2 separate regions of the Mus musculus genome follow, and region 2 is linked to region 1. A link is a contact called in ENCODE POLR2A ChIA-PET data. All regions are on one chromosome and are shown on one strand. The core of a region is the stretch at or near the end of the contact, and the rest is flanking DNA. Distances in the headings are between cores, read along the strand shown.

The links. ChIA-PET counts read pairs that join two places held with the same protein, here RNA polymerase II (POLR2A).
Region 2: POLR2A ChIA-PET joins it to region 1 with 10 read pairs in Patski. The contact joins the promoter of Smtnl2 here to the promoter of Spns2 in region 1. POLR2A ChIA-PET finds 5 or more read pairs at or near these places in 2 of 5 experiments (Patski and embryonic stem cell).

The regions. Positions count from the first base shown.
Region 1 is chr11:72,488,251-72,491,835 of GRCm38, forward strand. Spns2 (spinster homolog 2) reads right to left here and starts at 1,670. Exons shown (of 13, transcript NM_153060.3): 1 at 1,176-1,670. The coding sequence starts at 1,545.
Region 2 is chr11:72,409,903-72,413,142 of GRCm38, forward strand. Smtnl2 (smoothelin-like 2) reads right to left here and starts at 1,811. Exons shown (of 8, transcript NM_177776.3): 1 at 1,342-1,811. The coding sequence starts at 1,731.

The DNA.
Region 1 (3,585 bases), core at 420-2,919:
GAGTTTTCTTTAGTGAGGCACAAAATATCCAAATCATCTCTCTTCCCCTTTCCTCTCCCCTCTTTCATATTAGGTTGTGGGATAGAATGTTGGGTCCCCCCCACCACACACACACACAACTGCACTCCTCCACCGGGAGCCCCGGAGACCAGCCTAACCAGTGTTTCTTTTCAAAGCTACATTATCCTCAGGCAGGGCCAGCTCTAGGACAGGTCCCTACGTCTTGACCCCTGTGAAGACAGGGAGAGACGCCAGCAGAATAGAATCCCAGAGTCACATCCACACTAAGAGGCCCAGGGATCAATCAATTCACAAACGGAAACAGACCTAAACACAAGCTGAAACTGGCCCAAGGTCACACACACATTAAGCACATTCAGGATAGAAACCCAGTTGTATCCATTTCAGTCTCAAACCTGGGGTTGAGTCGCAGAGATGCTCAAGGAGCATGAGGCTGCCTCTCTTTAGACCAACCCCCCCAGCCCCCGCCCCCAGGCCTATGCCCTGCTCCAGGCTCCAAGCGCCATGGAGCAGAAGGAGGCGTCTCCAGGCCTCAAGCCAGGGCCAGCTGCAAACCGCATCCTGGGTCCCCAGGCGGCACGGACCCGCCCCGCCCCTCCCTCGGCTCCCCGCAGGCCCGAGCCTTTGTCAGCCACGCGCTTACAAGCTCACACACACATATCCGCGCTGCCACGCGCGCGCACACTCCGGCTGCCTGGCGCACACCCGCAAGAGGCGCACACACTGGCCGCACGCATGCAGGGGGGTGGCTGAGACCGAGGAAAGAAGGAACAGACGGGCCGTGCAAGCACAGACGGCCTGGACTAAGGGAAAAGGAGGAGAGGCCGGGGAACCTGCGGCTGTGGAGGAAGGGGGCGCACAGGCGATAAGGCAAGAGAGACGCAGAGGAGACTCTGGGAGGACAACGGATGAGCCGTCAAGGGCTTGGCGAAGGCTCACAAGCTGCTCCAGGGGTGGAAACTCCACCAATCCCTAACACGGGGAGCGTGGGGTGCTTTGGATTGGACCCATGGAACGCCAAAGCATCGCTTGAACAGAGGGTCCTTAGGGACTCTCCAGAGGGCTTGGATCTAGGGAGCTGGCAACCAAAAGCTCCCTAGGGCATCTGGGATGGAAGGGCCCTGGTCCTCGGGCTAGATGGGGCATTTGCTCACCTGCCACAGTGTACCTGTCCAGGTAGTTGAGCACGTTGCCTAAACTCAGGATGGCAGCAGCTGCCCCCCGCCCTCGGCCTAAGCTGGCCGGTTTGGGCTGCGGCGCGCTGGGGCCCTTGGCAGCTGCTGCGCAGCCAGGGGTGCTGGGGATGCTGGGGAGTCCGGACGGGACCCGCCTCACGCTGCCGGACAACGTCTGCACCTCTTCGTCGGCGGACACGACTCCAGCGCCCCCAACACCCCGCGCCCCGCAGCAAGCGCTACCTCCAGCCCCTGGCTGCGCCCCCCGGCGCCGGCGCCGCCGCTCGGCGTCCGCCTCCTCCTCCTCCGCGCCGCCCGCCGCCGCCGAGGCGCATTCCAGGCACATCATGCCGGCCCGGGCCGGGGCGGCGGGGGGCGCGGGGGGCTCGGGGGACGCGAGGCCCAGCCCGGGCCCGCTCAGTGCGTGCGCGCGCCGCGGAGCCGCCGCTGCACCATCCCGGCCCGGCCCGTCCGCTTCTGCGCTCGGGCTCCAGCCCTGGCTGCGCCGCTGCTACTGTTCAGTCAGTGAGACGCGCGGCCCCGGCGGCTCTGACAGCTGCGGCCGGCCCCGCCCACCAAGCTCGTGTGCCCAATCACCTCCGGGCTCAAGCCACAGCCCCGCCCCGCACGTGCTGCCCCGGGGGGTGCGGGGGCGCCTGGCCGCACAGCCCCACCCGCCTGACGGGGGCGCAAGTCACGCAGTAGCGCTGCGGCCACGGAACCCTCGGGGATCAGGAAGCGATTGCGGGGAGCTGCAGCACCGATTAGGATTTAGGTGAGGGAAGAAGGGTACCCCAGACCCTACTCAACTTCCACCCTGCCCCTGCGATGGGAGAGGACCCCTGGCTGAGGCCGAGGAAGGCCCATGGCTTAAGCTACGCATTAAAAAAAAAAAGTCTCAGATGGTCAAAACTGGGGAACCTGTTGTAGAGCTGACTCCAACAGTTACTCACCTTAATTCAGTCTGTTTAGGCAGCGCTGCCTAAGAAACATGATTGGTGGACCCAGGACACAGACCTCATGAAGGTCCATTGCTCTCCTCTATAGAGAAGCACCTCCATGCTATGACCTGGGCTCACTCTGACCATATCTCTACCCCCCATAGAGTGGAGCTTGTGAGAACCAGGGCTCGGATTAGAGCCCAAAAGAACCAGGAGGGCCTCCTCAATGCCAGGCAGGGTGTCCTACACCTGTAACCCCAGCGTTTGGGAGGCTGAGTCAGGAGAGATCCAATCTCAGACAAACGAGAAGGAGAGGGGATGGAGCAGAAAAAGCCTTTGAGGGGGGTACCATCTCCCCAAAACCCTTAGTGAAAGTTGGAAAGCTGGATCCTAGCCTATATCTGCTCTTGCGTGTGGCTTAACATTGGACGAAACCTCTATCTTTCTGGGTCTTTGTTTCTATTGGGGGAATATAGTCCAGGTAGTTGAGCACGTTGGGGGGGGGGGGGTTGTCAGTTCTGGAGAATGGCTAGGTAGCTTCTGTGTAAAGAACAGTCTTCTCTTGTAAGTCCATCATTTGGGAGGCAGAGGCAGGTGAAACTCCGAGGTTCCAGGCCAGCGAGTCCAGGCCAACACGTCTCTAAATAAATAAATATGTAAAAGGAAAGAAAGAAGTTAAAACCCAGTATAGCATGTTCTCCCTAGTATGTGCCAAACCCTTGGTTCAAATGAGAGAGTCAGGGGAGACTTAATTCAGCCCCTCAGATATCCAGTGGTTTCTGTCTGTTTCACAGACAGACTTCAGGTCACCAAGGTGACCCGTCATAAACAGACAACTAGTCAATGGTCTGGTTGGTACGAAGCCAGGGCCCTGAAATCATCTTGCTAGTGCAGGCTGCTCCAGAGCCCACGTCCACAACAGGAACATCTTGTGAAGGTGTCAACCACAGTGAGTCATGGCATAGCCAACGGATGACAAAGCATAAGGCACTCAAGCACACACACACACACATACACACACACACACACACACACACACACACACACACACACACACACACGAACACACACACACACTCCACTGTCTTAGTGAGCAGAGTTAATCCCCAAGCTGGTGTTTCTTGGCGCCTTCAAGGTGTCTTTTAAATTCTGTGAACTGACTAAAAATATGCTTCGGCGTGTTGAGTATGAATGACTGTGACGGAAGGTTAGGAAAACAGATTTCATTCTGAAAGTTGCCTGCTGCCTCTTTCCAGCTGGCTGGATTCTGGCCTGTAAAGTCAGTCGGGGGGCGGGGGTGGGGGGGGTTTCAATGCGTGGCCAGGGATAACAGGTGATTAGCAGACAAGCACAGACCCAGAAGCTCCATGGGGCCAGATCTGTGTGGCTGTGCCAAGCGAGAGGACCATGTCTGCTGTGGATGCTGCCCAGCTGTGTATCTGTGAAGG
Region 2 (3,240 bases), core at 561-3,060, 78 kb before region 1:
ACGGACATGCAGACTCATAGGACAGAGTCAAGTGTTTCCATATTTCTAGACACTTCGCCTGGAACACCCGGAGTTCTACCCCCATCCCCAAAGCCCAGTTCCTCTGCCTAACTTGGAGGGCCTTCACAACTCAAGCCTCCCTTGTCCACCTGAAGGCTGCACCCTGGCTGGTGAGCACTTTTGGCCACTCCAGGCAGCATGCATCGTGCTGCCATTTGCAACAAGCACAGCACACCCTCCTCAAATCCCCAATGCAAAAGGAGCAGAGTCTGGAGCAAGGCGTCTCTGCTCACCTGTTGCCACTGTTCAAGTCTGGGGTCACCTCCACCCAGGCTGAGACCTCCAGGGGCAAGGACTTATCTGATGTCCTCCTGCTGAGGCCCACAGTAGAGCTAAGGGCCTTGGGAATACACCAAGGCAGGGGGCAGAGGCAGTGTACTAAGACCCTGGCCCTTGAAAAGCACCTCCCACCCCTCCCACTCCTCCAACCCCTCCCACTCCTCTCCCCCATCCCCCACTTCCCTCCCCCCCCACCACCCCCCCACCCCGCCAGCAAATTCCGGGTCAGGATGGAAAATCCCACCTAAGGGCCACTGCACACACCATAGAAACAGTCTAACCAGGCTCTGTCACTCCAGGAGGTCGTGACCAAGTGGTAAAACTGGTCCACACCAGCTTCTGCCCAGAAATCTAGACACAGCTAAAGGCCCGTTCCCCCTCTCCGTTTCCAGTAAAGGGTCTGCCCTCTGCAACATGAGTTCCCAAACAGTTACTGATCAGTCCAGACCAGAGTGCGCTCACATGCGCGCGCGCGCGCGCGCGCGCACACACACACACACACACACACAGAGGCAACTCAGTCGGGGTTAATCTACAACCGGAACGGTCAGGCCTCAGTGAAGCAGCAACACAGTGCGCGTGAACAAAAACGTTGTAGGGGGCAGGTAGAGGACGCTGACCATTCCAACTTGCAGGTGAGGACCCAGACGACAGTGAACTATCAAAGACTGAACCTTGGCGTCCAAACTCTTAAAATTCATGGGTCAGATGGGAGAGGGCAGATCTCAAGGCAAAAACACCACCCGGATCCAAGAAAGAAGTGCAAAGCAGGTGCAGCAGGCCTACTAAAACAATGTTTCTCCTGTCCTTTCCAGCTCTGGAGAGCTTAAATGTAATCCCGGCTACCAAGTCCCAGCGGCAGGTGGAGGTATAGCTCTCTTACTAGAGGACGCTCGCCAGCGCACGCACTCAGAGCTGATGGGCGGCACCAATTTCCCAACCCTACACCCCAGGCACGCTCCTAGTCGCTCACATCCCTCGCGCCGCACCCCCGGGGCTCACCGGGCTTCGACCGGACAGCGAAAAGGTGGCATGACTGGAGAAGCGTGCAGTGCCCAAGCGGGGGGCGCGGTCGGTAACTGTGGCCGCCGGAGGGGGACTGGGCGTGCCGGGTGCAGGGGACACTCCAGTCGCCAAGCCCAGCGCCTCCACCTGGCGCGTCAAGCGTTCGAGCTGTGCCTGCAGCCGCTGGTTGTCCCGCTGCAGCTCGGCCACAGTACGAGCCAAGGGGCCGGCCAGGCGCAGCGCCTCTGCCACGCGCCGCTCCACGCCGCGCTGCAGCCCCTGCATGTCCTCGTGCAGCGCACGCACCGCACCCTCCAGCGCCGCCTCGTAGCGGCCCAGCGCCTCGCGCACTGTGTGCGCCTCCTCGGCGTCGGGGGACGGCTCCATGGCCGAGTGGGGCACACCGATCGGACAGCGGGCAGAACGCGGGAGACGTTGAGAGATCCGCAGCTCCTTGGGACGACTGGCGGGCCGCGGCTGGCTGAGCCCGAGGGGCGGCCGGAGGGGGCGGGAGCAGGGCGGGGCAGACCCCTAGAGCCCCAGGACTGGGCGCTGAGTGAGGAGGCGGGGCCGAGGGGGCGGGACAGCCCATTCCAGGACACCCCGCCCCTGGGGACTGGCCGGGTCGGTGCGGGATGCCTGGCCCCGGAGGCACTTAGTGAAAAGTTCTCCTTCTCTGCTTTGCAGGGATGTGGATCCCTGGGGGAGTAAGGAGTCCCATACACGCTTGACCCCAGGGAGTGGTGTGCGACCCGGTGAAAGATCTGGGAAGAAGACACTCGAAAGGACATTACTCTAGGAACAACAACTAAAAGAGTTATACATTTCCCTGTAGGTCCACTTTGGTTGGACTCTCCCCCCTGTTCAGGGAACCGCAGCAACTGTACACACACACACACACACACACCATAACCGCTCTGACTCACCTTTGTATGCATCTCCGGTCACCACCGGTACCATCCAGTTCGCAAATACTCACTTGTGAGACTTTTTAAAAAAATATTTATTTGACTTTATGTGTGTGAGCCTGCTTGTCTGTATCTACACAGCATGTGTGGTGCCCACATAAATCACAAAGTGGTGTCAGGATCCTCTAGAACTGGAGTTTCCAATAGTTGTGAGCCATCATGTGTGTGCTGGGAGCCGAGTTCTGGGGTTTCTCTGAAAGAGCAAAAAGTGCCCTAAACTGCTAAGCCCACACTTCAGCCCCCCACCTGTGACACTTTTGCCTGGGATTTCTTGCACCAGTTCTGAGATCAGGAAGAGTTATGTAGATGGTAAAATGCCCCTCCTATCCTCCTAGGCCTGCTCTCTGTGTGTGTGTGTGTGTGTGTGTGTGTGTGTGTGTGTGTGTGTGTGTGTTAAAGATGAACAGGAAGGTTGGGACCCAAATCCCAAAATCTTGCTATGAGCAACTTTGGGATCAAAAACTAGGATGTGCACTGCTGCCCCCCTCTTCCCCAAGCTCAGTCAAGAACCTCGATCCACCTGACAACCTTCAAACCTCTTTTTTTCTCCAGCACTCCTCTTATTCCAGAAAGTCCCCTTTCCCAGCCTAGAAACCCCAAACATCACCAAAGAAGGAGGGATGGAGGCAATTGTTGCTCAGGATAACAATATGATAGATGTTGTAAACATTTAAAATAAAGAAAAAACCATCTCATTCATTGTGCTAAAAGGCTTTCCTAACTCGATTTCTCTGGGCCTGGGCTATGGGAGGTGGCTCAAAGCCTGGAGAGGCCTAGTGAGATGATCCATAGGAGCAGGCTCAAAGGCTTGTTCTGGTCATACTGTTCTGCTTCCAAGGATGTCTGGGAGGCCCCAGACCCTCCTAGACTGCCCTTTCCTTCCCCCAGGAGCTGGGTTAGCCTAACAGATGCTAAGAGCTGATCCCCT